2 separate regions of the Homo sapiens genome follow, and region 1 is linked to region 2. Evidence: read pairs that join two places in POLR2A ChIA-PET (ENCODE). Cell type or tissue: endothelial cell of umbilical vein. All regions are shown on one strand. Each heading gives the region's core, and the rest is flanking DNA. Links, peaks and the distances in the headings are about the cores only.

What was found. Peaks named below come from ENCODE experiments on the same cell type or tissue, not always from the same donor. Only the 100,000 strongest peaks of a DNase experiment are listed, where the experiment ranks them.
Region 1: POLR2A ChIA-PET joins it to region 2 with 6 read pairs; 3 of 35 experiments call an interaction of 5 or more read pairs at or near these places.

Annotation. Positions count from the first base shown.
Region 1 is chr21:32,439,901-32,445,391 of GRCh38, reverse strand. The region is part of intron 1 of EVA1C (eva-1 homolog C); the gene reads right to left. Among named protein-coding and RNA genes, the nearest start is that of EVA1C, 30 kb to the right of the region's middle. In endothelial cell of umbilical vein, for the core only: no CTCF peak of the experiment used is centred there; a DNase peak (open chromatin) is centred at 2,571; H3K27ac peaks cover 1,414 bases.
Region 2 is chr21:32,523,752-32,529,001 of GRCh38, reverse strand. No RefSeq gene overlaps it. Among named protein-coding and RNA genes, the nearest start is that of TCP10L, 59 kb to the left of the region's middle. In endothelial cell of umbilical vein, for the core only: no CTCF peak of the experiment used is centred there; a DNase peak (open chromatin) is centred at 4,601; H3K27ac peaks cover 1,968 bases.

The DNA.
Region 1 (5,491 bases), core at 240-5,239, 84 kb after region 2:
ATCTTTACTTGAAAATATTTCTGTTGAATTTCACCCTGGCAATGTCAATTGATAGCTTATCCACAGATGTGGAATGGGACAGGACAGAACTCAAAGTCATCCTTCTGCTCGCCTGAGGCAAATGTATATCTGATTGCTTCCTCTGCACTATTGTTTACGTTATCTTATGTAAAATTGCAGATTCCCTTAGCCGGACAAGTGACAGCATGAATGACTATTTCCTCTACTCACCCTCCTATGAAAATTGTATATTCCCCCAATATCCATCCTTTCCCCTTTAAATATTGAAGCCCTCAAAATTATCTTTGGAGAAAGGCATAGACCTGTCTCCCCAGTGGGTGTCCTTAACTTTGGCAAATAAACCCCCTAAAATGATTACAACTTGCCTTGGTCATTTTCATTGATTTATACCAGAATGATGTAAATAACTGATTTTCAAAGAATCATGGTATGTGTCCCAAAGTGTTCTACAGGAGTGCGATATTGTGAAATATATATTTGATCTTTCACGTGTTTCCTTCCATACAACTCCTAAAACCCTTAGAATCTCCAAAGTGATGTGTTTTTGTATGCTAATAAGTTGACTGATGGCTGGCAGCCCCTAGCTAGCTTCAGGATGGGGACTGGTCCCTGGAAAGACCAAGGCAAGATTAAAGAGTTGGGACTTTGAGCCCAACCCCAACTTCCAGGGAGAGGAGAGGAACTGAAGGTTATATTGGTCACTAATGGCCAGTGATTTAATCAATTGTGCCTATGTAATGATGCTTCTATAAAAATCCAAAAGAACTGGGTTTGGAGAGCTTCCGGATAGCAGAACATGTACAGGTTTTTGGAAGTCAGGGCACCCACGGTGGGCACAGAAGCTCCGCACTGCTTCCTCCATCCCTTTCCCTATGTGTCTCTTCATCTGTATCCTTTGTAATAGCCTTTATAATAAACTGATAAACATAAGTGAACTTCCCTAAAGTTTTTCTGTGAGCCACTCCATATTGATGGAACCCAAGGAGGGGGTCATGGGAACCTCAACTTGAAGCTTGTTGTTCAGAAGTTCCGGAGGCCCAGACTGTGACTGCTGGGAAGAAGGGCAATAGTCTTGGGGACCGAGACTCATTCTGTGGGATATGATGCTGTCTCCAGGTAGATGGTGTCAGAATTGAATTGGAGTATATATCCAGCTGGTATTTGCTGCAGAATTGATTGTTTGCTTGTTGGTGGGGAGGAATCCCCAAACATTTGGTCACAAAAAATATTCCGTGTTGATTGTTGTTGAGTGAAAGAATAGAGAAAGTACTTTGAGTTTGTGTGTGTGTGTGTGTGTGTGTGTGTGTGTGTGTGTGTTTTCACACAATTGGTGTCAGAAGTGGGAGTTGCTGGCTGTGGCCCTGTCTCATAGAAACATGTGCTTTGGGAAGAGAAAGAATGAGAGGATGGAGGATAAGAGACCTTTGATTCCTGGATGGTCGTATGGTCACCCATGGTATGAAGTCACAGCTGTGCTGCACTCTGTTACTAAAGGTGAAAGTTACCTTTCCGGAATTTGGAGACAGATCCAACTCTTGGGAAGTTGGTTCACTGGATGTGCAAGGAAATGCAAACTAATAATAAAGAAGTGAAATATTCAATCCTTTGGTTATTGTTATCTGTAATAGCTAAAATAAAAATAAAAGAGAGCACTAGGAATTAGGGTGTATGACTGTGATAGCCACCTCTTGGAATTGGTGGCTTCATGTTTTGCTGTGATGATTAAATGATATAGTGGGCATAAGCATCTTTTTTTTTCTTTACCATAAACCACTGCACATCTCTAAGGTATTACAATTATACTGTAAGGGTTTTTTTATTTGTTTGTTTTTTGAGATGGAGTTTCGCTCTTCTTGCCCAGGCTGGAGTGCAATGGCGCAATCTTGGCTCACTGCAACCTCCGCCTCCTGGGTTCAGGAGATTCTTCTGCCTCAGCCTCACAAGTAGCTGGGAATTACAGGTCCTTGCCACAAAGCCTGGCTAATTTTTTTGTATTTTTAGTAGAGGCAGGGTTTCACCATGTTGGTCAGGCTGATCTCCAACTCCTGACCTCAGGTGATCCACCCACCTAGGCCTCCCAAAGTGCAGGCATGAGCCACTGTACCCTGCCATGTACTGTAAATCTTAAAGAACACTAATTAACATAGAGCTTCCATTGGTACAATGCTGAACAATCCAGCTCTAATCAAATTACACTCGCGGCCAGCCCTCTCAGCTCTGAGCACCTTGATGTAAGGTAGACAGCTCAGAGACCAGTACATAGCCCCGTGGCTGCCCTCAGTCCAGACATGTCACTGCTGAGCCTGGAGGAAAAGGGAACCCTCCCTCCCCACCCTTCCTCCTTCCTTCCCTCCCTCCCTCCCTCCCTCCTTCCCTCCCTCCCTCCCTTCCTTCCCTTCTTCCTTCCTAATAATTAAGACCTAAAAAGTTACTAGTATTTAGAAGAGGTCAAAAGAGCTGTACATTTTCCTCTCTTTCTTTTCTGAAGCCAGAGGCTTCCAATGCAATCTGAGTTTCCTGAGGGTTGACGTTGCCTGAGTCACTCTGAACGCAGGATATAAGAATATCAGTCACTGGCCCCACATCGGTGTGCTAAAGTCCCCTAATCACCAGGGGCCAATTTCACAATCTTACTTCTGGGAAAAGAAAGGAATTCAATTTGCTACGTCCTTGCCTTCCCTCCCACCCGCTTTTTTTTTTTTTTTTTATAACCTGCCACCCTCCACTTGGTTAATGCTTTAGATAAAAGACCACACCCTTGTATTCACAAATAAACAAATAATAAAAGGTGTTTTTACATGTTTGAAGTCTTTTTCCAGAAAAAGATGTTCTTTTCTTTTGTGTTTGTGAATGCATTTAGAGAATTGGCAATGGCATGGGGTTGGGGGGTGGGGAGCCATGAGTCAGGGGTCCTGAGGGTACAGGAAAGGCCCCATGACCAAGGGCTCAGGACTGGCACTACACACCCAGGGGCATCAAGATCAAAAGGTGAAGTTAGGTATGAGTTTAAGTCCTTCCTCTAGTCCCAGGTGTGAGACTAAGAAAGTGAACCTGGAGGTTAATTGTGAAGAGAACTAGAGCCACCAGCCTGTTTCTTAGATATTTGGGAGGCTCCCAAGTTAGGGATGACCAAGGATAGCTATGACAACTCTTAAGTGATGAGCTCAGATCCTAGTCCTGAAACAAACCACAGAGGAGAGAAGGTAAACTGAGAGTCCAGACAAGGCAGAGACAATATATTTTCTTCCCGAGCACACAGGAGTAGTATATTTCTCAGCCTGCCCTACCCCAATCTCTCCTGGTAGTACAGTGGGCCAGTGGAAAATTCTGGGCAATGGAAAGAGGGCAGAAATGATGTTTGCCACTTGAAGGTCTGGCCCTTGAGACCCCTTGTGACCCTCCACTACCTCTCTCTCCCCGTCTGCTGTCACAAGTGGACAACAGAGGGGACAAGGACAGACTCTGAGGCCCCAGAAGACAGGGGAGGCACCAAATGGAAGAAACCTCGTTCTGGGCTACACCTGGACTTTGAATTCTTGTAGTTAACATTGGTTTCTAATAGTCACCCAATTATCTCCCATCTTGTCACTTTTTCTTACTTCTTTTCCCTTTCTGTACACCAACCCTCTGATTCATCAAGTCCCATAATTTCCCCCCATATATTTGCATGTATTTTAAGTGGATTTTCCTATGTAGTTGTCCACTTGTGTATTTATATGTATGGATTTCAGATTTTCGTGGCTGTCTCGGCATTTGTCTACACATGTCAATCCATTGTACCATTGTATGGGTTTCTGACTCCAAAGAAAAATCCAAAGTCCCATGCCACTGGGCCCCTTCTACTTCATCCAGCCTCATCCAACCTCATCTTCTGCCATTCTCCTGCTTGACTTCAGCCACGGTGCCTTCTTGTTTCTTGAAAATGCTAAGCATACTCTGACCTCAGGACCTTTGCTTTGACTGTCTCTCAGCCCGAAGCAGTCTTCCTCCAAACATCTGCTTTCTCCCTTCCTCCCTTCATTCAGCCTCTTGTACCAATGTGGCCTCATCAGTCAGACCTTTCCGGGTTGCTCTGCAAGACAGCACACCTCCTGCCCCACACCCCTAACTCTGCTTTATCTTGCTACGTAGAAACCTGTTGCCTGTTTCTCCCCTTTGGGATGTAAGCAAGGACTTTGCTTTATTTATTGCTGTATCTCCAGCAGCTAGCAAGAGTTTGTCATATAGCAGTATGTCATCATATAGGAAAATGAAGAGTTCTTTTTTTTGAGAGGGAGTTTCACTCTTCTTGCCCAGGCTGGACTGCAATGGCATCATCTTGGCTCACTGCAACCTCTACCTTCTGGACTCAAGCGATTCTCTTGCCTCAGCCTCCTGAGTAGCTGGGATTACAGGCATGTGCCATCACACCTGGCTAATTTTTTGTATTTTTAATAAAGACGGGTTTTCTCCATGTTGGTCAGGCTGGTCTCAAACTTCCGACCTCAGGTGATCTGCCCGCCTCGGCCTCCCAAAGTGCTGGGATTACAGGTGTGAGCCACTGCGCCTGGCCCAATGAACAGCTCTTGAATGAATGACACAGTGAAGAAGACTACTAGAGCAAGAGCAGATCAAAAGTGAATAATTGAGTAGTAGGTTCTAATTAATCCTCATCAGCAACCAACATAACCCAGGGCTTATAGATTTCTCTGTGTGATATGCTACACACACATCTACGGAAAGAGAGAGAGATCATCAACCAATTTTAAAAAGTTAATTGGTTGACATCTGTCAACCAATTTTAAAAAGTTACTCTAAATGTGCTGCGTTGGTCTTGTATTACAATCCTTAGATTACACTACTATTTTATTTCAAACAGGACTGGTAGAAACTTCTTCATGCCTTTTCAACCAAAGGCCTTCAATCCTATAAAAATGAACACCTTGTTCTTTGACCAAGTACCAACCTTAGAAAGTTATGCAGCGAACACCATCTGACTTAGATTAATTTAAAAGTAACTGGATCAATCCCCCTTTACCCCAAGCAACTAAACGGAACAATTTTCTTTTCTTTTCTTCGGGACACAGCGTAATCCTCAAACTGCAGAGCCACTTGGCGATGAAGCCAGGATCACAGTGCATTTGATAACTTAATGCAACTTTTTACTAGCACTTAAAACTCAGATATGAAATCTATACTTGATCTTTTCTGCTTGGAATTGGCCAGATTAGTGGTTCTGCCCTCACATACAACAAAAGGCTCTCAGAAACACTCAGGGTCGCTAACCAATCGGAAGGACCAACAGAGCTCGACAAACAGACAGGAGGGTGGAAGGGCACCGCCTCCCATCCCACCCGCTTAGACAGCCTTTCAACTCTGCCCACTTTGAGGATGTGTAGGATGATCAAGGTAAGCATGATACCTACCTTAACTTCAAGGTGGAAATTAAGGCTTGAGGGCACTTATTTGGTGCCTTATTCAGTTAATTGGA
Region 2 (5,250 bases), core at 1-5,000:
GTGCAGTCTCGGCTCACTGCAACCTCCGCCTCCTGGGTTCAGCTTTTATTTATTTGTTTTTCTCTTTCTTCTTTTTTTATTTCAACAGTTTTTGGGGTACAGGTGGTTTTTTGTTACAAGGATAAGTTCTTCAGTGTTGATTTCTGAGATTTTAGTGAACCTGTCACCCAAGCAGTGTACACTCTACTCAATATGTAGCCTTTTATCCCTTACCCGCCTCCCAGCCTTTCCCCGCAAGTCCCCAAAGTCCATTATATCACCCATGCTTATGCATCCTCAGAGCTTAGCTCCCACTTTTTTTCTTTTTTTTTTGACAGGGTCTTGCTGTGTCACCCAGGCTGGAGTACAGTGGTGCAATTTCAGCTCACTGCAACCTCTGCCTCCTGGGCTCAAGGGATCCTCCCACCTCAGTCCCCAAAGTAGCTGGGATTACAGGCTTGTGCCACCATGCCTGGCTAATTTTTGTATTTTTTAGTAGAGACGGAGTGTCGCCATATTGGCCAGGCTGGTCTCGAACTCCTGACCTCAAGTGATCCGCCCGCCTTGGCCTCCCAAAGCACTGGGATTACAGATGTGAGCCACCACGCCCAGCCTAATTTTTAATTTTCGTGGATACGTGGGAGGTGTATATATTTATGGGGTACTCGAGATATTTTAATACAGGCCTACAATATGAAATACGCACATCATGGAGAATTTCCATCTCCTCAAGCATTTCTCCTTTGGGTTATAAACAATCCAATCACACTCTTTAAATTATTTTAAAATACACAGTTAAGTTATTACTGACTACGGTAACCCTGTCATGCTATCAAATAGTAGATCTTACTCATTCTTCCTATTTTTTTTGTACCCATTAACCATCACCCCCTTCCCCACTCCCCTGCACTACCCTTCCCAGCCTCTGAACCATCATTCTACTCTTTATGTTCATGAATTCACTTGTTATGATTTTTAGATCCCACAAATAAATGAGAGTATGCTCTGTTTGTCTTTCTGTGCCTGGCTTATTTCATGGAACATAATGATCTCCAGTTCCATCCATGTTGTTGCAAATGACTGGATCTCATTCTTTTTTTTACGGCTGAATAGTACTCCATTGTGTGTATGTATCACGTTTTCTTTATCCATTCAACTGTTGATGGACACTTAGGTTGCTTCCAAATCTTAGCTATTGTGAACAGTGCTGCAACAAACAGAGGAGTACACCTATCTCTTTGATTTACTGATTTCCTTTCTTTTGGGTATATACCCAGCAATGAGATAACTGGATCATATGGTAGCTTAACTTTTAGTTTTTTGAGGAACTTCCAAACTGTTCTCCACAGCAGTTGTACTAATTTACATTCCTGCCAACAGAGTACAAGGGTTCCCTTTTCTCCATATCCTCTCCAGCATTTGTTATTGCCTGTCTTTTGAATAAAAGCCATTTTAACTGAGGTGAGATTCTATCTTACTGTGGTTTTGATTTGCATTACTCTGATGATCACAGATGTTGAGCACCTTTTCATAGGCCTGTTTGCTCTTTGTGTGTCTTCTTTTGAGAAATGCCTATTCAAATCTTTTGCCCATTTTTTGATTGGACTATTAGATTTTTTTCCTATAGAGTTGTTTGATCGCCTTATATATTCTGGTTATTAATCCTGCCTGCATCATTTTCTTTCTTTTCTTTTCTTTTTTTTTTTTACTTTGAGATGGAGTCTCCCTCTGTCACCCAGGCTGGAGTGTAGTAGCTCCATCTTGGCTCACTGCAGCCTCCACCTTCTGGGCTCAAGCAATTCTCCTGCCTCAGTTGCCTGAGTAGCTGGGATTACAGGCCTGCACCACCATGCCCAGCTAATTTTTGTATTTTTAGTAGAGATGGGGTTTCACCAGCTGGCCAGGCAGGTCTTGAACTCCTGACCTCAAGTGATCTGCCCGCCTCCGCCTCCCAAAATGCTGGGATTACAGGCGCGAGGCACTACACCCGGACCTGCCTGCATCATTTTCTAGGAAGACCCACACTTCTGTGGATGGCCTCTGCGGTGTCACCTTCCAGAGGCTAGGGTTCAGCCTCTCATTCTAACAACCTGTAAAGCTGTTGTCTGCTGCCCATGTGCATGCTGGCCCAATCTGGTGGCCAACTTCAACAGAAGTTTCATGAACACTTGACACAGAGAGACGCGCATTAACCTCTTTTGATCTTGCTGTGATTATGATAATACCTTATATTTTTGGGCAGTTAGTGGTTGTCAAAGCTGACATCATTTGTATTATCTCTTTGGATCCTCGTTGCAATCCCATGAAAAAGCCAGAAAGATTCACATTCTCAAATATACAAACTTTTGCTTAAAACTTCAGAGGGCTCATGGAGCTCTAGAAAAGATCAGTGGTCCCCTTAAGAGTTCAGGAACCTCGGCCAGGCATGGTGGCTCGCGCCTATGATCCCAACACTTTGGGAGGCCGAGGCAGGTGGATCACGAGGTCAAGAGATGGAGATCTTCCTGGCCAACATGGTGAAACCCCGTCTCTACTAAAAATACAAAACATAGCTGGGCGTGGTGGTGCATGCCTGTAGTCCCAGCTACTCGGGAGGCTGAGGCAGGAGAACCGCTTGAATCCGGGAGGCGAAGGTTGCAGTGAGCCGAGATTGTGCCACGGCACTCCAGCCTGGCGACAGAGTGAGACTCCATCTAAAACAAAACAAAAAACAGAGTTCAGGAACCCCAGGATAAGAAGTCAGGAAAGGAAAGTATCTTCAAAGCTGATGGCATGACTTTCTCCTGCCAGGCTCCCCATTGGCTGAACCCAGCAGACAGGCGGGGAGATGCTGATGGGGGTCTGGAGGTACAGGACAGTGGAGCAGGCTGGGGGCCATGGAGAGCAGGTCTGCAGGAGCAAACAGAGGGTTTCTGTACAGGATGAGCAGAAGGCCCAGCTGCAGGAGTTGGGCTGCAAGAGACAAGCAACAGGGCGGGGTGCTGGGTTTCAGGGACCCAGGTGGAGGCAAGCCCAGCTCTCAGCTGTCTGCCTATCAGGACCCCTGGGGGGAGTTTGGGGGGCGGAGAATGCAGATTCCTGGGCCTGGAGCCCCAAGGTCTGCCCTCAGGGACTCTTGGGTGGGGTTTGGGAATCTCTCGTTGTAGATATATTAAACCAGTGTTAGCGAGACCAGGGCAGGGGCTGCAGACGGTCTCTGCTGAGGACCAGGGCTTGGTCCCTGGGTGCTGGACGCCTTGGCCTGGGAAAGTCAGAGGGGAGGAATTCAAGCTCAACTTCAAGTCTCCAGAAATCCCAAACCCTCCCTTCATCAGCCAGTCCTGGAAACCTATGCTTTCTTCTCTTTTTGAGGGCAAGCTGACCCTAAGAGGCGGGCCTTAGGTGTCTGTGCACAGGGCCGGCAAGAAGCTGGGGTGGGGGTGGATGGAGAATGCAGAGACAAGAGCTCAGAGGGCAGCAAGGGCCAACCCGAGGAGCCACTTCTGAGCAGCTGTGAGCAGACATGTCCAGGGCCTGCCAGGCCCCCGACCTGAGCTGGGCTCACCTGGCCCCATCCCAGCCTCTTTTCTACTGCCCACGGCTGGCCAGGCAGGTGCACGACAGCCTTCCTCAGCCCTCCCTCCTGGCTCTGCTTCAGCCAGCCCTGCCCACAGGGCCAGAGGCCCACTGCTTTTGCTTCTGGGGGACTCTGAACAGCCAGCTCCCGGCCCTCTTTCAGCCCACCTCAGGGACCCTGGTACACAACAGGAAGTCATGGAGGGGACATGCAGGTGGGGTGCAGGGGCAGGATTTGTCCAAACCACCAACATTTTAGTTTCTTTTTTTTCTTTTAAGACAGAGTGTCACTCTGTTGCCTAGGCTGGGGTACAGTGGCACGATCTTGTCTCACTGAAACCTCTGCCTCCTGGGTTCAAGCAATTCTCCTGCCTCAGCCTCCTGAGTAGCTGGGACCACAGGCGTGTGCCACCATGCCCAGCTAATTTTTGCATTTTTAGTAGAGATGGGGTTTCACTATATTGGCCAGGCTGGTCTTGAACTCCTGACCTTGTGATCCATCCACCTCGGCCTCCCAAAGTGTTGGGATTACAGGCATGAGCCACGGCACCCGGCCCAGTTTTGAGTCTTTTTAAAAACACGTTATCATAATCTATGTATTATTTAATAATGACTTTAAGGATTTTCCATGTCGGTACATAGAGATCTAGCTCTTTTAAAAACATGATACAGTGCATTTTTATTATTTTTTCAGAGCAGCTTGACTTTTTCCCAAGACATCTTCAATAAGAAGTATCCATGTGTACGAACTGAGTGACAGAGGCTCATTTACCAGAAACCCCGGGCGGAGCAGAGCTGGGCTTGGCTGGTCCATGTGATTCCCCCTTGCTGACCAGCACAGGCCCCTCTCTCCCAGGGCCCAGGGTTTTACAATCAGAGGTCAAGTTCTAAGGAAGGAAGTTTGGGAGCTCAGAGCTGGGTGGCAACTCACTGGGTTTGCAAATTCTTCACAGATTAGCAACACATTTTCTTGCTAGTTCATTGTTAGTGAGTTGGGAATGTTTTCCTTTTTCTCTTTTAGTGAGGTAATGTCATTATTTTACACATGCCTCTAATTGGAGCACCCTCCCTTCCTCAAAAACTAATCGAGCCTTTTCCAGGTCAGGTTGGTGCTTAGTCATCTGAACACGAGTCCCGTCCTCTTCCCTTAATCTTTCCCAGGCTGGATTTTGTCTTTGAAACAATAGGAAATGACAGGCTCTATTTTCTTTTCTTAAAAGGACTCAATCCATGGAGTCATGAGTTTGGAACAGGGAAAGTGTGGGGAATTAATACGTCCTCCCAATCAGAAGTAACCAGCTTTCCTCTCTTTGTTTGGCTGAGCCTCTGCAGCCTGAGCTCATGATATCACAGGCAGTTCGCTTAAAAGCAGGAAGGCGGCATTTTCACCTGAAGATAAATTTCCAATGGGATTTTCTGTTAGACCCATTGGAAAGAAATGCAATTAGGCAGTGAGCAGTCTTGGGGCAAAGACTAGAAACATTTCAAAAAAGGGCTCTGCCAGAAATAATTTGTTAGACCCTTGAGGTCTATTTGCATTGATGATATTAACTGCATCTTAAAGTGTCCCAGGTGAGTCAGTCACCGGAATACTTAGGATAATCACTCTTAGGATAAGAGTGATGATTTTAATTTCTTCAACGAAATTCAGCTGTAATTTGGTCACTTCCAAGATATCGAGATTAACTGGATGGTGTTCAGTGACCTTAAAATCCG